6 separate regions of the Homo sapiens genome follow, and all the other regions are linked to region 6. Evidence: chromatin contacts called from ENCODE Hi-C data. All regions are on one chromosome and are shown on one strand. The core of a region is the stretch at or near the end of the contact, and the rest is flanking DNA. Distances in the headings are between cores, read along the strand shown. Region 1 holds the start of PIGO (phosphatidylinositol glycan anchor biosynthesis class O). Region 2 holds the start of EXOSC3 (exosome component 3). Region 3 holds the start of ATOSB (atos homolog B). Region 4 holds the start of TESK1 (testis associated actin remodelling kinase 1). Region 5 holds the start of CREB3 (cAMP responsive element binding protein 3). Region 6 has its middle 57 kb from the start of MIR4475.

The links. Hi-C counts contacts between places; a loop is a spot of excess contacts on that map. Pooled maps may share reads with other maps.
Region 1: a loop to region 6 is called in a pooled map, with 14 times the contacts of the local background. The contact joins the promoter of PIGO here to the enhancer-like site in region 6. A Hi-C loop is called at or near these places in 2 of 168 maps with a recorded cell type or tissue (CD4-positive, alpha-beta T cell and naive thymus-derived CD4-positive, alpha-beta T cell) and 5 of 50 pooled maps.
Region 2: a map of naive thymus-derived CD4-positive, alpha-beta T cell shows a loop between it and region 6 (23-fold over the local background). The contact joins the promoter of EXOSC3 here to the enhancer-like site in region 6. A Hi-C loop is called at or near these places in 1 of 168 maps with a recorded cell type or tissue (naive thymus-derived CD4-positive, alpha-beta T cell), 1 of 37 single-sample maps with no recorded cell type and 7 of 50 pooled maps.
Region 3: a loop to region 6 is called in a map of CD8-positive, alpha-beta T cell, with 5 times the contacts of the local background. The contact joins the promoter of ATOSB here to the enhancer-like site in region 6. A Hi-C loop is called at or near these places in 3 of 168 maps with a recorded cell type or tissue (CD4-positive, alpha-beta T cell, CD8-positive, alpha-beta T cell and naive thymus-derived CD4-positive, alpha-beta T cell) and 6 of 50 pooled maps.
Region 4: a loop to region 6 is called in a map of CD8-positive, alpha-beta T cell, with 12 times the contacts of the local background. The contact joins the promoter of TESK1 here to the enhancer-like site in region 6. A Hi-C loop is called at or near these places in 4 of 168 maps with a recorded cell type or tissue (CD4-positive, alpha-beta T cell, CD8-positive, alpha-beta T cell and naive thymus-derived CD4-positive, alpha-beta T cell) and 6 of 50 pooled maps.
Region 5: a loop to region 6 is called in a map of CD8-positive, alpha-beta T cell, with 15 times the contacts of the local background. The contact joins the promoter of CREB3 here to the enhancer-like site in region 6. A Hi-C loop is called at or near these places in 2 of 168 maps with a recorded cell type or tissue (CD4-positive, alpha-beta T cell and CD8-positive, alpha-beta T cell), 1 of 37 single-sample maps with no recorded cell type and 3 of 50 pooled maps.

Annotation. Positions count from the first base shown.
Region 1 is chr9:35,095,341-35,098,786 of GRCh38, forward strand. It overlaps PIGO (phosphatidylinositol glycan anchor biosynthesis class O), which reads right to left and starts at 1,251. Exons shown (of 11, transcript NM_032634.4): 1 at 815-1,251; 2 at 1-226. The coding sequence starts at 225. PIGO-AS1 (PIGO antisense RNA 1) reads left to right here and starts at 964. Exons shown (of 2, transcript NR_186491.1): 1 at 964-1,080; 2 at 2,420-2,804. RefSeq lists an enhancer at 918-1,257.
Region 2 is chr9:37,783,563-37,786,937 of GRCh38, forward strand. EXOSC3 (exosome component 3) reads right to left here and starts at 1,502. Exons shown (of 4, transcript NM_016042.4): 1 at 1,159-1,502; 2 at 352-501. The coding sequence starts at 1,482. RefSeq lists enhancers at 1,185-1,244, 1,242-1,757, 1,255-1,394.
Region 3 is chr9:35,114,527-35,118,008 of GRCh38, forward strand. It overlaps ATOSB (atos homolog B), which reads right to left and starts at 1,336. Exons shown (of 9, transcript NM_025182.4): 1 at 1,279-1,336. RefSeq lists an enhancer at 1-147 and a silencer at 1,481-1,540.
Region 4 is chr9:35,603,578-35,607,291 of GRCh38, forward strand. It overlaps TESK1 (testis associated actin remodelling kinase 1), which reads left to right and starts at 1,685. Exons shown (of 10, transcript NM_006285.3): 1 at 1,685-2,261; 2 at 2,407-2,528; 3 at 2,660-2,708; 4 at 3,260-3,406. The coding sequence starts at 2,043. RefSeq lists an enhancer at 921-1,030 and silencers at 1,511-1,760, 1,791-2,090, 2,111-2,280, 2,215-2,509, 2,291-2,550.
Region 5 is chr9:35,730,716-35,734,296 of GRCh38, forward strand. CREB3 (cAMP responsive element binding protein 3) reads left to right here and starts at 1,951. Exons shown (of 9, transcript NM_006368.5): 1 at 1,951-2,186; 2 at 2,281-2,428; 3 at 2,500-2,567; 4 at 2,681-2,770. The coding sequence starts at 2,058. It overlaps TLN1 (talin 1), which reads right to left and starts at 1,480. Exons shown (of 57, transcript NM_006289.4): 1 at 1,360-1,480. MIR6853 (microRNA 6853) reads left to right here and starts at 2,207; the gene lies at 2,207-2,280. RefSeq lists enhancers at 1,037-1,086, 1,887-1,936, 1,987-2,076 and silencers at 1,267-1,556, 1,597-1,756.
Region 6 is chr9:36,764,322-36,767,930 of GRCh38, forward strand. No RefSeq gene overlaps it. Among named protein-coding and RNA genes, the nearest start is that of MIR4475, 57 kb to the right of the region's middle. RefSeq lists enhancers at 1-510, 511-1,029, 1,550-1,709. Within about 2 kb of position 1,715, at least 5 of the 41 ENCODE cell types and tissues checked have a DNase peak (open chromatin) inside an H3K27ac peak, as active enhancers do.

The sequences.
Region 1 (3,446 bases), core at 1-2,500, 1.7 Mb before region 6:
TATCAGCACCAACACAACCCGCGAAAATCGGGAAGCCATCCAGCAGGCCCCAGGTTTCCCTTGGCTCCCCCATGGCAGGGACCCAGGGCCTGGGGGCTCTTGGCAGCTGCTATGGTTGGTGAGCTCCAAACGGGTGAGCAGGAAGCCACTGGTGAAGAGGGCAATGCCAGCGTAGAAGAGGAAGCAGACCCAGGCCAGGAAGAGCAACACTGAGGCTTTCTGCATCCTGATAGGGGTGGGGAAGTAAATTCATTACTGTGGGGCAAAGAACCAGTGGATATTCTGGTCCCTGAATACAAGCCCAGCTAGAATCACTTCCTCCCGGAAACCTTCCTGGAGATAAACCATTTCACAGCCAACCCCTCGCAATATTACTCTCCTCCTATTTCCAGGCTGGGCATGGTGGCTCACGCCTGTAATCCCAGCACTTTGGGAGGCCGAGGCGGGCGGATCACCTGAGGTGAGGAGTTCGAGACCAGCCTGGCCAAAATGGCGAAACCCCGTCCCTACTAAAAATACAAAAATGGGTGGCGGGCACCTGTAGTCTCAGCTACTGGGGAGGCTGACGCAGGAGAATCGCTTGAATCGGGGAGGCGGAGGTTGCAGTGAGCCGAGATTGAACCACTGCACTAGAGTCTGGACAACAGAGGGAGACGCCGTTTCATGAGGTCCCACCCCAGATCTACTGAATCAGGATCTTCGAGGGGTAGAGCATAGGAACGTTCACATGTACAGGCAGGAAATGCTAATGCTGCCTGTACATGTGAACAGTCAGGAGGGAAACTTATTCCAATTGGTAGTCAGGCTCTCTTACACGCCGTTTCTGCGCCTCTCCCCTCGCCAATCTCAATACCCAGTGGAAAGGGATCGAAGCCGCAGGGGAATCCGGGCCCAGCCGACGGCGCCGCCTGGCGGGCACCGAGGGGACGAAGGGGAGGAGTCACTCTCCGCTTCCGGGCGGCCAGGTTCGCCAGGAGACCTGAGGCACGACCTTCGCCACGCAAGGAGGCTGGGGCCCGGGTCGAGAGTCGACTGGGCCTCCGCTGGGACCCAGGCGTGCGACCGGCTCTGCCTCCTCCGGTAACTACCCAGCCTCCCGCTGGGCACCCTAGCCGCGGTACTGAGCACCTTGGTTAGGAGCTGAGGGGAAGAGGGAGACTCCCTTACTTCAGGGTGAGGGGAATACCGGGGGGTGAGGTTCTCGGGAGACCCTGGCTCACCTGCAATGGCACCCGGAAGTGCGGCGGCGGCGGCGCCTGCGACCTGGCAGCACAGAGATGCGTGCGCCAGACAGAGTGGCCCGTCGGTGGCTCCATCGCCATCTGCCGGCACCTCGGTGGAAGTTTGGCCAGGAGCGTGGGGCTGGCCCCAGTTTGATGGGATATTTAGTAATTGAAAATTGGGGACAGGGGACCAAGCTGGAGGAAGAGTTCAGGGAACCACTGTCCATTCATGGTTACGACTAAGAGCACGGCTGCTGGAGTCAAACTTGACTTGAATCCTAGCTTGGCCGCACATATTGTCATCATTAGGCATTACCTCATCTGTAAAATGGAGATAATACTTATTTTCCCTTTTTTGCTTAGCTGAGTCCAACTGAGATTTCATTACTCCTCCTTTCAAAGCCTGTAACTAAATCTTACGACTGAATAATTAAGCAAATAATCCTTCGGAGTGGAGGAGGGGAGGCTGGGCCCAGTGGTTCACACCTGTAATCCCAGCACTTTGGGAGGTCAAGGCAGGTGGATCACCTAAGGTCAGGAGTTCAAGACCAGCCCGGCCAATATGACGAAACGCCGTCTCTACTGAAAATACAAAAGTTACCCGGGAGTGGTGGCGGGCGCCTGTGATCCCAGATACCTGGGAGGCTGAGGCAGGAGAATCACTCGAACCCAGGAGGCAGAGGTTGCAGTGAGCCGAGATTGCACCACTGCACTCCAGCCTGGGCAACAGAGCAAGACTCCCTCTCAAAAAAAAAAAAAAAAATGCCAGGCACGATGACTCACACCTGTAAGCCCAGCACTTTGGGAGGCTGAGGCTGGAGAATCAGTTGAAGTCAGGAATTGGAGACCAGCCTGGCCAACATGCTGAAACCCCAACTCTACTAAAAATTACAAAATTTAGCCAGGCGTGGCGATGTGTACCTGTAGTCCCAGCTACTGAGGAGGCTGAGACTGGACAATTGCTTGAAGCCAGGAGGCAGAGGCTACAGTGAGCTGAGATCGTGCTACTGCACTCCAGCCTAGGCAACAGAGCAAGACTCTGTCTCAAAAAGAAACAAAACCCGTCCACTGGTTTCTCATCTCAGAGTAAAAGTTCTTGCATTGGCTCTACATGGCCCTGCACACTATCTGCCTCTTCCCCTTCTGATTCATCTAGCTGCCACTTCTTTGCTTCCCTAACTCTGTTCCATCCACAGCAGTTCTGCCTCAGGACCTTTGCATTTGCCATCTCCTCTGTCAGCTTCAGTTCCCGATGCCGAAATGGATCTCCATCACCTTCATATTGAAGCTCAACTGTAACATCAGCAAGGCTTCCTGCAATCCCCTACTTTACTAGTTCAGCACCTCCCACCACCACACCCCCTGGAAAAATTTCCCCTCACTTCCTTAATTTCTTCCATAGCACAACTCATCAGCATCTGAAATTCTACACGTATTTATGGTTTATCCCCTCCGAGTAGAATGTGAGCTCATTGAGGTCAGGGAATTCTGTTTTCTTCATGATATCCTCAGCACCTAGCATATATTTGAGGTTCACATACTGACCAAACGAATAAAGGAATATGTTAATTTTTAAAAAAAGTTGAGTTATTCTTCCACCTTCATCCCCATAGCCCCTTATCTCAGTTCAGACCTCATCCCTTCTCCAGGATCACTGAGGCAGCCTTCTCACTGTCCTCCCAGCCTCCTGTGTCTCCCTACTATCCCTTCTCCACATTGCAGCAAGACAGCTCTAACTAAAACATTAATGTGATTACTGTTATTTTTTTCTTTTTTGTAGAGATAGGGTCTTACCATGTTGCCCAGGCTGGTCAACTCCTGGGCTCAAGTGATCCTCCCACCTCAGCCTCCCAAAGTGCTGGGATCACAGGTATGAGTCACTGTGCCTGGCCAATGTGATGTTTTATCTTAAAATTCTTCATGGGAAGGGAAAAAAACCCTTCATAGGCCGGGCACAGTGGCTCACGCCTGTAATCCCAGCACTTTGGGAGGCTCAGGCGGGCAGATCACGAGGTCTGGAGTTCGAGATCAGCCTGACCAACATGGTGAAACCCTGTCTCTACAAAAAACAAAAAAATTAGCCAGGTATGGTGGCGCATGCCTGTAATCCCAGCTACTAAGGAGGCTGAGGCAGGAGAATTGCTTGAACCCGGGAGGCGGAGGTTGCAGTGAGCCGAGATCATGCCATTGCACTCCAGCCTGGACAACAGAGGGAGACGCTGT
Region 2 (3,375 bases), core at 252-2,751, 1.0 Mb after region 6:
TTTGCACCACCTGTCCCTCCTCTAAGCCTACAGCAGACATCCTTGTCCAGAGGATATGGACATAACAAATAATGGCGATGATAGATACAACCTTTCAACTCAGTAGAAATGAAACATCCCAAGAACAAATGTAGCCAATGTAAAATAAATTGTAAATGTAAAAAATAATAATAATAATTATGTGGCTCTGATCCTGGAGCATCTGAAGAAACTCTTGGAGCCTGGGGCAATTATATACAAGCTCAGAGATCTAGGTCATGCTTTGGAGACAATTCAGATAGCCTTCTGGATATGTGAGTGTTCTAGGGAATGGATGTTTGTTTCTTTGAAACCAAAGGCTCCCGTAATTACCTGCACATTTGGTCTGTTTCTTTTAGTTGCACCTTCAAATGACAAGTAAGACAAAGAAGCTGGCTCACTCCCTCCAACATCAACTTTGAATATATCTCCAGATTTAGCTGTCACTATGCCAATCACATGGTCTCCTTTTACTGGAACATACTACAAAAAGAAACAGAATGAAAAAACAGCCATAAATGACAAGATACCATTGGAAGATACCTTCAGCAAGTCCTTTGTGGTTACTTTATTGTCATTAAAGAGAAATCTGATCAAATGCCACTTTCGGTAAAAGAAAATCACTTCATAAAGTGCCGGGTGTGCAGCTTCTGGTAGTCTGTTAATTGAGTCCAAACTCCATTATCTCTTAGGCACCCCAACCAGTAAGTCTCTAGCTTTGTGGCATAAGTCCAGTGGCAAAGGAATCCTTACAACCAAGGAAGCCCATTCCATAGACAATTTTTTCTATATGAAATTCTTACCTGTTCTAGGAGAAATTAACTCCCTATGACATCCACTCATTGAGCCTAGTCCTGCCCTCTGAGACTCCAAACGGCAGGCCTGCTGTGGGGTTTTGAAGACTATAATCATGACTCACGGTCTCCAAACGTTTTTCTCTCCTGGTCGCCCTTCTCAGGCTATGTTCCTATTGTTCACGGTCCCTCTAAAGGACATGCAGAAGTGGGCACAAGACTACGGTGGCTCTAGGTTTGCCTGAACAAAAGAGGGCCTCAGGGTCCCTCTCTTCTTTTGGGAGGTCTTCTCAAAGCAGGGCTACCACTCTCACTGCCGCACCACCCCTCCGGAGTCCCAGCTCACCCGCTTCTGCTGAGAGTCCACCCAGTAAACACCGCCGCCGCTGCCACTGCCGGGCTCCTTGTGACGGAGGCGGCCGCACTTGGTGACCAGCAGGCGGTCCCCACAGCGCCGAAGGCCCGGACCGCATACAACGCGCACCCGCGAGCACGCTCTAGCATTCAGGCTCAACGGTCGCTCCACTGCACCCCCAGGGCCTTCCGCGTCCTCCTGTTCCGGCAGGAGCAGCTCCTCACCCGGGAGCACCACCTGACCTAGTACTGTGCGTGCAGCGCGCGCCCTGCTGCCCGCGAGAGATTCAGCCGCGACAGACGCAGGTTCGGCCATCGCGGGCTCCACCAAACACCGTTTCCGGTACCCGCCTTCCGCTTCCGCTCCGCTTCCAACACCCGCCCTTGAGGACTTTCCGTTTCCGGCAGTAGCGGTCCGTTGGATTCGGACCAGTTTATGAAGCTTGATGGCCGTCAGCTCACGGGTCCCTGTCCAAGGTGGCAGTGATTGTGGCCGGCCACCTATCTGACAGCCTGGCCGCGGGTCGGTATGAAAACCGCGCAGCTTGGTCCATCGAAAAGCCTCCACTTCCAGTGTCTCGGGTCGCGTGTTTTGTGACCGGTCGCATCGTGGGGATACGAGATACTTCCACTTAAGAGTTTCTTGGGATCTCTGGAAGCTGAGCAGAGGGGCTTTGAAAATTGGACGCTGGGGCCGGGCGCGGTGGCTCACGCCTGTAATCCCAGAAGTTTGGGAGGCCGAGGCGGGTGGATCATTTGAGGTCAGGAGTTCAAGACCAGCCTGGCCACCATGGTGAAACCCTGTCTCTACTAAAAATACAAAAATTAGCCGGGCGTGGTGGCACGCACGTGTAATCCCAGCTACTCGGAAGGCTGAGACAGGAGAATCACTTGAACCTAGGAGGCGGAGGTTACAGTGAGCCTAGATGGTGCCACTGCACTCCAGTCTGGAGGACAGAGTGAGACCCTGTCAAAAAAAAAAAAAAAAGGGAAATTGGACGCTAGGTGGGTTCATGGGACCTTCTTTCCGACTCCGCCCTCAGAAGAGTGGCTGACCTTTTAACAGGAAAAGTAGTTTTTTTCAAAATAAATAAAACCTTCTTGGTTGTTAGAGATCTAGTCACATTTAGAAAACACAGAGAAAAATAAAAGAAGAAAATAAACGATGTTTTAATCTTGCCCGTTTTTCTCCCTTGCTACACTGTAGTTCTGATTCTTTAGAGCCCAAGGTGTGGCATGAAATAGGTAATACCTGATGAATGAACGAATGTATTCCTTTGGTGTGTATTTCTCCCTAGACTTTTTCCCCCTGCAAATATACATATTTCACATGCTTCCGATAGCCCTACATGGCCTGGAATATCAGTAACTCAAATTTCCCTGGAGCACACTTAGTTGCGCACGTGAGAAGCAGTTGAATTCCAAACCCAAAGAGATTCCAATCATCTATCTGACTTTGGGGGTTCTATTTTAAATCACCGTTTTCTCTGTCAACTCGAACCTTCAATTAGTGCTTGATCAGATTCTCCAGCAGTGGTAGAATTCCTAGGGTCTGGGAGGCCGTGACTGACCGATTGCCTTTAGCGGCCCTCCCTTTCTACTGCTCATCTCTTTGAGGCACCTGCTTCCAACGTAATTTTTAGATTTTTTTTTTTAGACGGAGTCTCGCTCTGTCGCCCAGGCTGGACTACAGTGGCACCATCTCGGCTCACTGCAACCTCCGCCTCCCAGGTTCAAGCAATTCTCCTGCCTCAGGCTCCCGAGTAGCTAGGATTACAGGAGTGCACCACCGCACCTGGCTAATTTTTGTATTTTTAGTAGAGACAGCGTTTCACCATGCTGGCCAGGCTGGTCTTGAACGCCTGACCTCAAGCGATAGGCCCACTTTGGCCTCCCAAAGTACTGGGATTACAGGCATGAGCCACCAAGCCCGGCCGAATTTTTAGATTTTTTAGGATGATTAAGACAGATCATCTCTAACACACCCTCCAAATTTGGCAAGCCATTTTCCCCTGGGTATAAAAAAAGGTCAACAAATAAAAGGAGCTCCCACCTCCAGGTTAGTTTCCCTGGCAAGAGTGGGAGCTCCTGTGGCAGGGACAGCGTAAATTGTGCTCTCTTCCCCACTCCAGAAGTATTCGGTGACCACGCCTGCCTCAATCTTGGCAGGCCCAAGGCCATGGCTCAAGGGCGCTCAAGGACCTCACAT
Region 3 (3,482 bases), core at 86-2,585, 1.7 Mb before region 6:
AAAAGAACTCTAGCACTCCATCAAATCCCCTCAGGGAAGCAGAGGAGCCCTCAAGAGAACTAGGTCCTAGCCTGTTCTGATAGTGCTTCCAAGCCTGGAGTGTGGGGAGCCACTCCCTCTTCCTCCCCTAGCTGTGGCTGGAACCTCACAACCCTTACTGGGTTCAGCTTACAGTCGTGGCCCACCTCTCAAAACAGACAGAAGACCCTCAATACTCCTCACCACTTCCCCCCTCCCACAGAAGCCCTAGCGTTCCCTACCCAGAAGGATAAGGGTGGGGAAAATCTGTTTGTGGCAAGTGGTTAAATGTGGCTACCAGTCACTTGGGGATCTATGCGAGAGACCTGGGTGGTAGTGGTGGGGGTGGGGTCTGAGCCCTGCCGCTGGTTACCAGGGTCTCTGGTCATTGATAACAAAGTACCGGGCAGGGCACAGCTCCTAGATGGGCAAGGGCCAGGCCAGGCCCTGGGGCAAGGAAGGAAGTGGGAAATGAGCACACCCAGAGCATAAGGGCAGGGCGGGGGAGGGGGGAGACAGAGACCAAGGCCGGCTCTGGGAGGAACAGGAACTAGGATGGGGGGTTGACAGGAACCCAGCGGGGGAAGGGTCCCCCGGGACCTCAGCTTAGGGAAGAAACCCCAGTCTCAGCTGGACAGATCCAAAATAGACTGAGGAGACATTCACACAAGCCCTAGTGACAAGCAGGGTCTGACTCCTCTCTGAGTGCCCAGGCCAGAAGGCGGAGTTAAAAGCTGAGCAGACAGGAGTGCAATAGATTGGCCTCTTCACCCCACTAACCCCAACACCCTTGCTCTTAGAACCCAGAACACAAGTGTCTTCCTGTAGTTACTACAATGCCCTAAACTGTTACTTTGTCAAAGTACTGGGGGTTCTGTTCTCCTGCCTCAAGTTGGGCCTACAACCCCTTCCCCTAGATAGTGCCCGCAGACCCTCCGACACCGCTACACTCCTTCTCCATTAAACAGCCCCCCTTCCTTCAAAGCACCTCCATGTCCCCTGCCCCTCATGTACCTCCTCCAACCCCCCACATCAGACAGAGACAGCCCCCTCACAATGTACCTCGCAACCCCCCCACAACAAAGCGCTCCCGCCCTTCCCCCATAGAGGCCTCTGGAGAATGCACCTTGTTGCCCACACATTGAGTCCCCAACTGCTCCCGCGACTTCGTATCTTCCCTCAACACACAGCAGTCTCCAGATCGTCTGCAAAGCGCACCCCCATCCGCGTCCCTTCTTCCACGCTCACCCTGCCCCACACCTGTAGTTCCGTGGGTCCCGTTGCACTTGGGGACGTGGTAGTGGTTGGGGCAGTTACTGAGCAGCCCTAGCTGTAGCCTCCGCCTGCAAACCTCGCCCCTTCAGTCTGAGCCCCGCCCCCGCAACGCCCGGGCCCACCCTCTCCCTTGTCCCACCTTCCACCTTCTGTGGACTTGTCCCTTTCCTCGTTTAATTTCTCGAGCTCCTCCCCTGTAGCCCGGGCCCCGCCCCCTTCTGACCTCGCACCTCCTTCGCGTTTTCTTTGCATTTCCCCAGGATCCTCAGCTTTTCCCAGGCCCCACCCCCGATCCCCGCCTCCTCTCGGTCTCTCCGCCTTTCACCAGGACCCGCCCCCTCGGATTCCAGCCTGGCAGAAGTCGCGCCAAGACCCTTCCACCACGATCCCCCTCCCATCTCAGAGCCCCTCCTCCTTCCGCCCCTTCTCCCTCACGCCTCACCCGGGCGGTCGCACTCCAACCAGGATCCGCTGGCTCTGATTGGCGGTGGCGGCCCCAAAGGAGGAAGGAGGAGACAAAGTGATGGTCGCAGGTCGCCTGAGGTCCCACCCCGGCCACGTGCGGCTTCTGTGATGACAAGTCTAGAGGGGCGGGGCCTCGGCCGGCAGGCTGCTAGCCTGAGCGGAGCGGATCAGGGCAGAGGTGGGGAGATGGAGCCAGGGCCAAAGCCACCAGCCTGAGGGCTCTGAGCCGGGTTGGGGCTATCTCGCTGCTTTCGCACCGGTGTGAGCTGCCGCCGGAACTCTAACCTCTTTGTAGGGATGTCTGGGTGGGCGCGTGCATTTGCACTAATAGGGGAGGTCCGTAGGGATTGCAAGGTAGTGCAAGGAATCTCAGGGGTCTGTGAAAATGAGGGAATCTGGGCGGTGGGGTTCAGGTCTGCGAGGTTGAGCAGTTTCTGAAGCCTACGCTGTGCAGGCGGGTGTGGGTTCTGGGATGGGATGGACAGTAGGAGTCAGATCAGTACCTACTGAGGCAGGTCAGCGAGATCTGTGAATTTTACGAGATGAGTGTTGATATGGAGTTAGGAGGGCCTGCAATTGCTGGAGAAAAGTGAGGCCTTTCCCTTGTACAGGTGTCTAATGAACTGCATGACAGTTACATATGTTCTGCAGTTTAAGCGGCGCCCTCTCCAACCTCTCCCCAGGAGATACAATAAGGGAGGGCGACGCTTCCCAGACACCGGTAGATGGCAGCACAGGACACTTGCAGAACTGAGACAGCCCAGCTCAGCGCCGATCTGTGGCCTCTCCGAGGAGCGGACCGTTTGGGTCTGGATTTGATCAAGTTCTACAAAAGTCACATTCTTTTTTATTTTTTTTTGAGACGGCGTCTCGCTCTTTCGCCCAAACTGGAGTGCAGTGGTGCGATCTCGGCTCACTGCAACCTCCGCCTACTGGGTTCAAGCAATTCTCCTGCCTCAGCCTTCAGAGTAGCTGGGATTACAAGCGCGCGCCACCAGGCCGGGCTAATTTTCGTATTTTTGGTAGAGACAGGTTTCACCATGTTGGCCAGGCTGGTCTCAAATTCCTGACCTCAAGCGATCCGCCCGCCTCGGCTGCCCAAAGTGTTGGGATTACTGGCGTGAGCCACAGCACCCGGCCAAATCTCAGATTCTTTAGGCTCTGTGACTTTGTCAGTAGTTAACTTAAACTGGTTTACTCAACGTCAGTGGTGTGGAAGCGCAAAAAAAAGAAAGAAAAAAGTATTTTCTCTGGCCATAAGGAACTTATTATTTAGACAGTGATACAAATGCCTACATAATCCCAGAAGGGTAAACTAAGAAAGGTTTTGGGTAGTGGGAAAACCACAGAGTTTGAAGTCATCTAAACTTCTTCAACTTCAACTTCAAACTTCAACTTATGGGTTCAACTTATGAGTTTGTCTCATACCTTTGAGTATTTACTAGCTGTATAGATTTAGGTAAATTATTTGACTTTAAAAAATTAATTTTAGAACAATTTTAGATTTACAGAAAACTTGTAAAAATAGTGCAGAGAGTTTTCATATATACCCTACACCTAGTTTCTCCTATTATTAACATCTTTCCTTATATGGTTCATTTATTACAATTAATAAGCCAATATTGATACATTAACAATAACTAAAACCCACACTTTATTCTGATTTTCTTTTTGTTTTTTTGAGACGGAGTTGTCGCTCTTTCACCCAGGCTGGAGTGCAGTGG
Region 4 (3,714 bases), core at 435-2,934, 1.2 Mb before region 6:
AAACGCCTCCAGAAAAAAGAACAGGATGCACGTGCCCCGTGCAATTCTGTGAGGTTGGCCTGCCTCCACCGGCTGTGGAAGGATTGCGAATGTCTCCCATTCCTCTCGCTCCAAACTTGTGCAATACCTTCCCTTGTACAGCGCACCAAGACAGCATCTGGCCTTCTCTTGACTCTAAGGCATCATGTATCATTTATGACCGTCTTTATTCTTTTCTCAGTAGCCCTCGACAAGCGAGTAGTATTTCTTGGCTCCAAGTCTCATAAACGTGTAACCAGACTCCATTGGAAGACGGTAACCCCACGCGATACGGACTGTGCTTGTATTAATTCTCTTTTAAGCTTACTACAGAAATATCAATACAGTACTTGAGAATTCCTGCAGGACTCAGCCTCGCTTCCTCGAGGAGCTCTCAGCCTGCCTCCGCACTCGAGACGGCAGCTTTCTCTCCCTCCGCCCACCGTTCCGCCGCTAGGTGGCAGGCGGCTCAACGACGCCCTTTTAAACCGTTTGCCCCGGAGTGGACCGCCGGGATCGCGTGTCACCACCCAACCCTAGCGATGATTGGCTATTTCGCCGAGGCCGGAGGAGGAACCAGCGGCAGAACCGGAAGCGTCTGGTACGGCGAGTGCACGGAGTCCTGAGACTGCGTGCGCACCCAGGCACCGCGCCGACTTAAAGAGGCCAGTTGCAGCCCCTCCTCCGGCCTTAGGGGGCAGACCGTGTTCCTACGTGGAGGGCGGAACCCTCACACTGAGGAGGGCTGGGTCACACTGAGGGGAGGAGTCACCTTGAGAGGAGGGGTCACAATGACTAGTGGATTTCCTCGGAGGTGGGGTCTCACTGCGTGGGAGGAACACAGAGCAAGGGGGTGCAGCACTGAGGGGTTCTGACACACTGACGGTGGCAGTGCCACACTGGGGAAAAGTGCCCCCGAAAGGGAGGTGTCTCACTGAGGAAGGGAGGGGTCTCCGAGGGACAGCGTTCTTTGAGGGGGGTGGGATCTTGCGGAAGGACGGGCTTCCCTGCAGGTGGAGGCTTCTCTCTTAGAGTCTTTTGGGCAAAGTAGTAAGAGGGAGGTCCCGGCTGGGTGGTCACAGGGCGGAGGACCTGGACTCTCTTCTTTATTGGGAGGCGGCAGGATGAAGTGAGGAGGAGTCGGGGCTAAGCTGGGTATGGGCCGGCCAAAGGCTTCCTATAGCCCCGGGGTATCACAACCTCCCGTGAAGGTAGAAGGTGTTAGGGAGGCCAGAGGTTCAAGGTGTCGGAGTCGAAGAGACCTGGGAAATGGGCAGGCTGGGCCGGGGCGCAGGCCAGGAAGGTGGACAGGTTGCTAGGCTACCTCTGATTGCGGCTGGGCCTGAGGGGCCTACCTTTCTGCCCCGTTGGTCCCTGGAGCCCAGGAATCCGGCAGGTTTCTGAGCCCGACCCTCAACGGACAGTAACCCAGGGAGGAGAGGGGACTCCCTGGGCAGCTAAGCTTCGCATGCGCACCATCAGCCCTTAATTCCCTCCCGTTATTCAAGCTCAGGCCGGAGCTTATTTGACCCGGGCGGCCCAGGGCATCGCGGCCGGAAAGCGGGGAGGCGGGGGTGCGCACCTGAGGGGGCGTGGCCGCTGCCGGGAGGCCGGGCTGGAAGGAGTTAAGCGGAGGCCCGGCCCAGCCCCGCCCCCGGCAGGCCGCGGAGCCTGATCCCCGGCGGCTAAGCGGAGCAGCCGCCGCCCGCCCGCCCGCCCGCCTCCGCCCGCGGCAAGCCAGCCCGCCGGCGCCCCGGAGCGCTGCCGCCACCGTCACCGCCACCGCCCGGTCCAGGCCCAAGCCCAGGCCCTGCGCGGAGCGGAGCGGCGCGGCGTCCACCCGGGCCCAGCCAGCCGGCGCGGCGGGGGCGGGTCCAGGATCTTCGGCGGATCTTCCATTCTCAGGGCGGGAGCCGGAGTCCGGGCGCCCGGGATCGGGCTGGGCCCGCGCCCATGGCAAGCGCGGCCTGCCCGGGCCCTGGGGACCCTGCCATGTGAGGCAGGCCCGGGCTGGGGGCCCGGCCATGGCCGGGGAACGGCCCCCACTGCGGGGCCCTGGGCCCGGGCCTGGAGAGGTGCCGGGGGAGGGGCCCCCGGGGCCGGGGGGCACGGGCGGAGGCCCGGGCCGGGGCCGCCCCTCCTCCTACCGGGCTCTCCGCAGCGCCGTGTCTAGCCTGGCGCGTGTGGACGATTTTCACTGCGCGGAGAAGATCGGGGCCGGCTTCTTCTCTGAGGTCTACAAGGTAGGACCGGCCGAGAGGGCAGAGGGGCGGGACCGAGCCTTCAACCAGAGGCTGAAACTAGGGGGCCGGGAGTGCGGGGAAGAGGGTCCAGACTCCGGCGACCCGCCCGACCTGCCCGGCCCTCGCCGGCTGCTCCTGCCCCCAGGTTCGGCACCGACAGTCAGGGCAAGTCATGGTGCTGAAGATGAACAAGCTCCCCAGTAACCGGGGCAACACACTACGGGAAGTGCAGCTGATGAACCGGCTCAGGCACCCCAACATCCTAAGGTGAGCGGCCCCAGTCTCTGGGCAGCTTGCTGGGCGGGAGAGAAAGGGAAAGATCCCGCGGGAAAAGTGGAACTGAGGAGGAGCTGAGGCCTTTAATAGCCTATCCTTCTATCTTCCCCATCCTCTTGCAGGTTCATGGGAGTCTGTGTGCACCAGGGACAGCTGCACGCTCTTACAGAGGTGAGGATAGGCCAGGAAGGAGGGATCCCCACCCCCCTTCACCCCCAAGGATAAAGGGAGTCAACAGGCCTGGTGGATCTACGGAGGACTAGTGAGAGGCAACAGGATCTCCTCTCAGGGGAGGCTTTCCTGAACTTTCCTTTAGGCAAACCACATATAAAAGGCCTCAACTGGTCTTATTCTCTGTATCCCCTAGAACAGTGCTGTCCAATAGAATTTTCTTCAGTGACGGAAATGTTCTCTATCTGTGCTGTCCAATACAGTAGCCACTAGCCACATGTGGTTAAATTTAAATTATTTTCATTGTTTAGATTATTTTTTGTGGGTCAACTTGATTAAAAAATTTTTTAAATTATTTAAATTGTTGCACATGGCTAATGGCTATTGAGTTGAACGGGGCAATCCTAGAACATGGATGGGGGGGGTCCTACAGCACAGTCTTACCCCTATGACCTCTGTGATCCTCGGGAGTGTCCCCTAGCGTGTAAGTGGGGGACCTAGAATACAGACTGAAGTCTGACATCTATTCCCATTCTCCTCCTATGCACCAGTATATGAATGGGGGGACATTGGAACAGCTGCTCAGCTCCCCTGAACCCCTGTCCTGGCCGGTCAGGCTCCACCTGGCCCTGGACATTGCCCGAGGCCTGCGGTACCTGCACTCCAAAGGTGTATTTCACCGCGACCTCACATCCAAGGTAGGCTAGCAGGGTGGGTGGAGACATGAAAGAGGGTTTGAGGCTATTAGGTTGTAACTGGCCTGTGGATGTTGGAATATGGATAACAGATATATTAGGATGTTGGAGTGGCAAGGCATTGGAGAATATTGGGGGACCAGGGTGAGGGGAGTGCTCGGAGGGACTGAGTAGCACCCTGTGTTTGGAGTGTTGGATGATGTTGCAATATTGAAGTGCCTTGAAAAACTGGGAGAGCAGAGAGGGTTGGAGTTATGCTGGAGTGACAGGGCTTTGGGTTATACATTGGGAGGCCAGACAGCAGAAGGTGA
Region 5 (3,581 bases), core at 701-3,200, 1.0 Mb before region 6:
AGTATTTTGTAAGGGGATAGGCAGGATGGGTGTGAAATGCAGAGTCAGGGATGAGAGTTGGAGAGGAGGGCTTAATACCAAGAGAACAAGTGAAGTGGGAGAAGCAGGGCTAAACTTTCAGGGGATTCAGTTATTCCCTTCTCCCATGGCAACAGTGATTCCTTGGTTAGCTTCCCCCATAGTCATCAGCTCCTTCTTCCCTAGGCAGTCCCCAACTTGTGACTAGGCCTTGTACATCCTGGGTCCCTATTTCCCACCTATGTTGTCTGTAAACAACACAGTCCAGAATCTCTGTCCCCTAACTGTGGTGGCCACAGCAAGGGCCTTGGGCTTAGAGAATGGAATAAAGAAGCTGGAATCCCAGATGCCTGCAATTCTAGCTAAAGCCAGAACGCTAGCCTGAAATTAGTTTATCTCTCTGGGTAAAAAGAAGCCCCTGTAACTACATAGGAATAAAGGATTTCCCTACAAAAGAAGGGCATTTACCTACTGCCAACCTCTTAAATTTTATCTGCTCAAGGTCAACTATGCTAGCCTCAAACCACAACCCCTAAAGCTGCCCCAAATTCCTAACATTAACCCCACCTCTAATTTGTTTCCTGATTCCCAGTACCGGCTTGGACATTCATCCCTTTCCTAGCACAGACTCATATCCAATCCCTGATCCCTGAAACTGATCTAAGTTTTGCCTTTAGCACCAAATCCCCTGATGTTAACCCTAAATGTTGACCCCTAAGCCTAAAGTTCATTTATAATTTGATTCCTAACTCACGCTTTCACTGTTTATCCTTAACACCGACCATGCCAACATTCTTTAATCCCTCAAACAAGCTCTAACCTGATTCCTGTTGTTTGTTGACCCTTAACCTGACCCTGAACTCAAATTATGACGTATGATGGCCATCCCAGCAAACAAGATAATGACCGTAATCTAAACCTTACCTATCTAAAACGGACCTGACTCACACTAACTCTTAAGTTTTAACCCCAGCTTTTAACTCCTATAGCGACCCTTGATTCCTAAACGGACCCCACCTAATCCCCAACTCACCCAAAGCTTTCCTACCCACATGCCCGCTATCAGCTAACACCAAAGCCCGTCCCCGCCCTGCGCCCCGCTGCCACCCGACTCCTCACGCTCCCCAAAGCCTATCCCAGACATAGGACTGCTCCCAGGAAAGGCCTGTCTTCCCCAAGACGGCCTACTTCACGCCGAGCTCAAGCCGAGATGCGCTGGACGCTGACCTCTCCAACTAATAGGACCCGAACCGGACACGCAAGAGAGGCAGGGCCCGCCCGCCCCGGGGCCAGGCCCCGCGGCCCCACCCTAAGGCCCCCGCCCGGCCCGGTCTGGCCTACCTGCGCTGCCTGGCTCTGCGCCCCGCCCGCCGGCCCGCCGCCCCGCCGCTTCTCGGGTCGCCCTCGGGCTCCGGCCTCGCCCTCCCTTCGACACTCTCTCGGCCACTTCCGTCCTGGGAACGTCCCCCACCCGCGGGCGGCGCCCTGGGCCCGCGCTCTATGGTCGCGGGGGGCAGGCAGGAAGCTGCTCTGGCCCCGTTCTCGATGCTCGGGAGCCGCCAAAGCCCGGCAGCCCCTCCCTGGCAGGAAGCGAGGGTGCGGCGCAATCCGGAGAGGACGCCAGGACGACGCCCGAGTTCCCTTTCAGGCTAGAACTCTTCCTTTTTCTAGCTTGGGGTAGAAGGCGGAGCCGGAGCCCCGGAACCCCCGCCCTCGGGGTGCGAGGCGGCAGCAGGGCCGTCCCCTACATTTGCATAGCCCCTGGGACGTGGCGCTGCACCCAAGCCTCTTCTCAGTTGGAGGGAACTCCAAGTCCCACAGTGCCACGGGGTGGGGTGCGTCACTTTCGCTGCGTTGGAGGCTGAGGAGAATTGAGCCTGGGAGGCGGGTCCGGAGAGGGCTATGGAAAGCCGCCGGCGGGGAATCCCGGCCGTAGAGGGACAGTGGATAGGTGCCCGAGGCCTACAGCTGGCCTGGGGCTCGTGTCTGGGCTTCGGACGTTGGGGCCCGGTGGCCCACCCTTTCCGTAGTTGTCCCAAATGGAGCTGGAATTGGATGCTGGTGACCAAGACCTGCTGGCCTTCCTGCTAGAGGAAAGTGGAGATTTGGGGACGGCACCCGATGAGGCCGTGAGGGCCCCACTGGACTGGGCGCTGCCGCTTTCTGAGGTAGGTTGGGGTTCTGACTGGGGAAAGCGTGGGATGTCCATGAAGTCAGGTGATGGTGATAAGGTCAAGGCCTGTTCATTGGAACCCTGCGCAGGTACCGAGCGACTGGGAAGTAGATGATTTGCTGTGCTCCCTGCTGAGTCCCCCAGCGTCGTTGAACATTCTCAGCTCCTCCAACCCCTGCCTTGTCCACCATGACCACACCTACTCCCTCCCACGGGAAACTGTCTCTATGGATCTAGGTGAGTCTGAAATAAGTTTGCGGGGAGGACAGGGTTCATGGGCCTGGCTATTCATACTTTCCCTTTTGCAGAGAGTGAGAGCTGTAGAAAAGAGGGGACCCAGATGACTCCACAGCATATGGAGGAGCTGGCAGAGCAGGTACTTGACTTGATTTTCAGGAGATTACTCTCACATTCCCCAGGTGGGGGCAGGATTCCCCATTCCTCTCTGACATCCCCATGCAACTGCCGTCCACTTTCTTGTTACCCTAGGAGATTGCTAGGCTAGTACTGACAGATGAGGAGAAGAGTCTATTGGAGAAGGAGGGGCTTATTCTGCCTGAGACACTTCCTCTCACTAAGGTAAGACTCTCATTGGTTGAACAAAGGCTGAAAAGGGATTAAAAGTCCCAAGTAGGCAAATTCTGTTAACTTTATATCAATAACTTTAAAAAAGGATTGAGGTGAGAAACTTAGTAGATTTATTGCTAATAGGAAGTTGAGGCAGGTACACAATATGCCAGATGCAAGGGCAGATCCTCGTTTTTGTTGGGCTTATACAAATTTTGGTGTTCTGTTAAAAAAATAACTCAAAATTATCAGTGCAACATTAGTATTGGGCCTTGGAAAGGACTGTGTAAGTGAAGGGCCTTGACACTTCGTTGGCTTCATAGTAATCCACCTCTTGCTGAATGGTAGAACTGTTTAGAGAGTTCAACAGGGTTGGACTAAGCAGTACATGAATAAATGTAAAATCCTTAGTTTTCAGTTTTAAGCAATGAGTGGCAACTTCACAAGCAGAGTACTGGGGTACTATGATGAAATCAGTGCTCATTAATAGAAAGGTTACAGGAATATATATATATTTTTTGACAAGGTCTTGCTCTGTTGCCCAGGCTGGAGTGCACTGATGTGATCATGGCTCACTGCAGCCTTGACTTTCTGGGCTTAGGTGATTCTCCCACCTCAGCCTCCCGAGTAGCTGAGACTACAGGTGCACACTACCCTGCCCGGCAATTTTTTTTTTGGTATTTTTAGTAGAAATGGGGTTTTGCCTTGTTGCCAGGCTGGTCTCGAACTCCTGGGCTCAAGTGATCTACCCACCTTGGCCTCCCAAAGTGAAGAATTTTAATTTCTTCAAAGTACAAGATGAGTCAGCAGTGTGATGTGGCTA
Region 6 (3,609 bases), core at 465-2,964:
TGTGGTGTGTGTGGTGTGTGTGTGGTGTGTGTGTGCTGTGGTGTGTGTGGTATGTGTGTGTTGTGGTGTGAGTGGTTTGTGTGTGGTGTGTTTGTGTGGTGTATGTGGTGTATGTGATGTGTGTGTGCTGTGTGTGGTGTGTGAGTGGTGTGTGCTGTGGTGTGTGAGTGGCGTGTGTAATGTATGTGTGCTGTGGTGTGTGTGGTGTGTGTGAGTGGTATGTGTGATGTGTCTGTGTGCTGTGGTGTGTGCGTGGTGCGTGAATGGTGTGTGAGTGGTGCGTGTGAGTGGTGTGTGTGTGTGCTGTGGTGTGTGCTGTGGTGTGTGTGGTGTGAGTGGTGTGTGCTGTGGTGTGTGTGATGTGTGTGAGTGGTGTGTGTGCTGTGGTGTGTATGCTGTGAGTGGTGTGTGCTGTGGTGTGTGTGATGTGTGTGTGCTGTGGTGTGTGTGTGGTGTGAGTGGTGTGTGTGAGTGGTGTGTGTGTGTGGTGTGTGTGTGCTGTGGTGTGTGTGATGTGTGTGTGCGCGTGTGAGGGAAGGAATTTCGGAGGAGGAGGTGGCAGGTGGCAGGTGGCGCAGGTGGCAGGTGGCGCCGGCACTTAGCCACCAAGGGTGGAGGAGGGCCTTCAGGAGGAGGAAACTAGCGGCGAGCAGGGGGTCAGAGGAGGTAAACGCTGTGAACATACCGCCAAGTCCCCATGCTGGGGGTGCAAAACATTGTCATGAAGGATAAGATTGGGGGGCTAGCTAGGACAAGATTGTGGAGGACACTGATTATCAAGCTGGAATTATGCAATTTCTGTCGAGAGCACCTGGTCACCACCGCAGGTCTTTAAGCAGCTATGGATGGGAGGCGACCCTGGCAGCGGCGGGCGAAGATGAGTTAGAAGGGGACAGGAATGAGACAAGAGGAAGGGAGGGAAGAGACGAGGTGGGGAGGACGGGAAGGCGTGCAGGGAGTGGGCCGGTGCGAGAGGGACATGGGATGGAGTCCACAGGGGAAGAGCTGGGGACTCCAGGTTTTCTGGTCAGGAGAGACTGGAGACGCCACTGACAGAAAGAGGAGGAACAGGTGTGGGGAGAACTGATGTTTCTTCGACCAGAGCCATCTGCGGAAACATCGTCTCCTCCGTGGGGCCCAGCTTTCATTCCTCACAGCAGTGATCACTGCATGGCAAACAATCACATTCATCTATTATTTGTTTCTTGTCTTTGCTCAATCAGCATATAAGAGAGTACGAATTCCATCTGCCGTGTTCACAGCGCCATCCCCAGAACCTACAACAGTGTCGGCTTCTAGTAGGTGATCGCTAAATATTTTTTGAGTAAATAAACGAATGACTCATGTCGTGCTGGAGGGGGACTGTGGGACAAGCATCCAGGAGGACTGGAGATCTCCAGGAGGGACGTCTGAGCAAACAAGAATGTCCCACACGTGGAGGTCACTAAGCCCAGGCTGTGTCTGAGATGGTTCTAAGAGAGTAAGAGAGAATGCACAGAAAGAAACCGGATCACCTCCTATGCCCCCAGCGCCTGCACAAAGCCTGGCACACAGCAGGTGTTGCGTGTTGGTTGACTGAATTAATAGATGAACCTGCTCTTCGGCGAGGAGTGAGACTTCCTGTGCATAAGGGGCTCGAGCAGGAAGACAGCTGGCCGAGAGCGTGCGCTGGGGTCCAGAAGGTTGCCTCAGCTTCACAGGTGCCCATGGGTAACGTGTTGTGGTTCCCCGGAGACTCTGGGCGGGAGGAAGTGGGACCATAGAGAGGGGCCCACTTGGGTAGAGCGTCTACCTCCGAGAGGTGGAACTTCATTGGGCGAGTGGGTAGCCAATGAGGAAGCTCCCTGAGGAAGAGCCCGCCCCTGGAACTGGGCCGAGGCACCGCCCCCGCGGAGGAAGCCCCGCCTCTCCCCGTCCCTAACACTGAGGCCCCAGAGGCGAACTGTCGGGACTCCCGGGCTGCTTGGTGGCCTGAGAGGCCCCCGAAGGGCTCTGGGCTGCGCCTTCATCCGCTGCTTTCCTGTGTGACAACCCCAGACCTCATCCTTCAGGGGGTCTCCATTGCCTCAGGTTCCTCTTTTTTTCGAGACGGAGTTTCAGTGTTGACTCCCAGGCTGGAGTGCAGTGGCGTGATCTCGGCTCACTGCAACCTCCACCTCCCGGGTTCAAGCGACTCTCCTGCCTCAGCCTCCCGAGTAGCTGGGATTACAGGCGCCCGCCACCACGCCCAGCTAATTTTTGCATTTTTAGTAGAGACGGGTTTCACCATGTTGGCCAGGCTGGTCTCGAACTCCTGACCTCAGGTGATCCACCCGTCTGGGTCTCCCAAAGTGCTGGCATGAGCCACCGCGCCTGGCAGGTTCCTTTTCATCTAGAAAGAGGCCTTCAAGGGTTAGCTCTGGTTTAACAAAATGGATTCAGTGCTTCCTGTACCAGGCGCTGGTCTACGCTCTTTTTTGCTTTTTCTTTCCCTCCCTCCCTCCCTCCCTCCCTTCCTTCCTTCCTTCCTTCCTTCCTTCCTTCCTTCCCTCCCTCCCTCCCTCCTTCCTTCCTTCCTTTTTTCCTTCTCTTCTCTTCCCTTCTCTTCCTTTCTGTTTCTTTCCCATAATGCATTTATTTTGTCATACTTTTAGTGACACGGGAGCTTTCAGAATGCAGACTTGAAGATACACGGTGATCTATGTGAATGGTCTGGGCTCTGAGGAAACACCTTCAGACCCTCTCCTCATGGGCCTCACCATCTATGGGTGGAAACACAGTAAACAAACCCGCAGTCTCTTCTATAATTACACATTGAATAAGTGTGTCAAGAAACAAAATAATGGGGCATAATTCAGGTAGCAATACTGGGAAAGTGACATTTGAGCTGAACTAGAGAGCAGGGCACTATTGGCAGTTGGAGAAGTCTCCACGCTGAGGGAACAACATGAGAGAAGTCCCCAAAGCTGAGATGAGTGTGCTGCATGTAGGGCGAAGCAGCCAGGCTAGACGGGGAGGTCCGAGGTAAGAGCAGAGGAGAGCAGGCCGTGCAGAACTCCTTCGAATGTTTTTATAATAGGAGTTTAGATGGTTTTTTTCTCGGGATACTGGGAAGCCACTGAATATTTTTACAGGGAAGCACCATGTGATTTTCAAATAATTACTCTGACTTTGTGTGTAGAACAACTTGGGGAAGAGCAAGAAGATTTCTGTTGAGGTGGCTGAATTTTCCTCTTTATGGCAATTAGAGGCAATTTGAGATGAGGCAACACCCAGAACCTTGAGTTGAAGGGCAGTACATCAGAAGAGGCACAGATTATCCCTAATCCTCTCCAGAAATATATGAGCTTGTGTGTGGCCTTGGGCAAACGACTTTCAGGACTGAGAGAAGGAGTGGAGGGAGGGGGGAATGCATGGGATGTCTCACAAGCCACATAGGTCTGCCCAGGTGTCCCGCATATCCCAGTGCATTCCCTATAACCTGTCCCAGAGTGGTTTTCCTTTTTCTATCACAATCCCAATTTTCCCAGCTGAACCATTCTCCAGTCCTGGGCTGGGTTCTGCCATTTCCTTGCTAGAAGCCTCCAGCCTTCTTGCTTCCATTTTCTGGTTCCTGAGAGGCACTTGCCT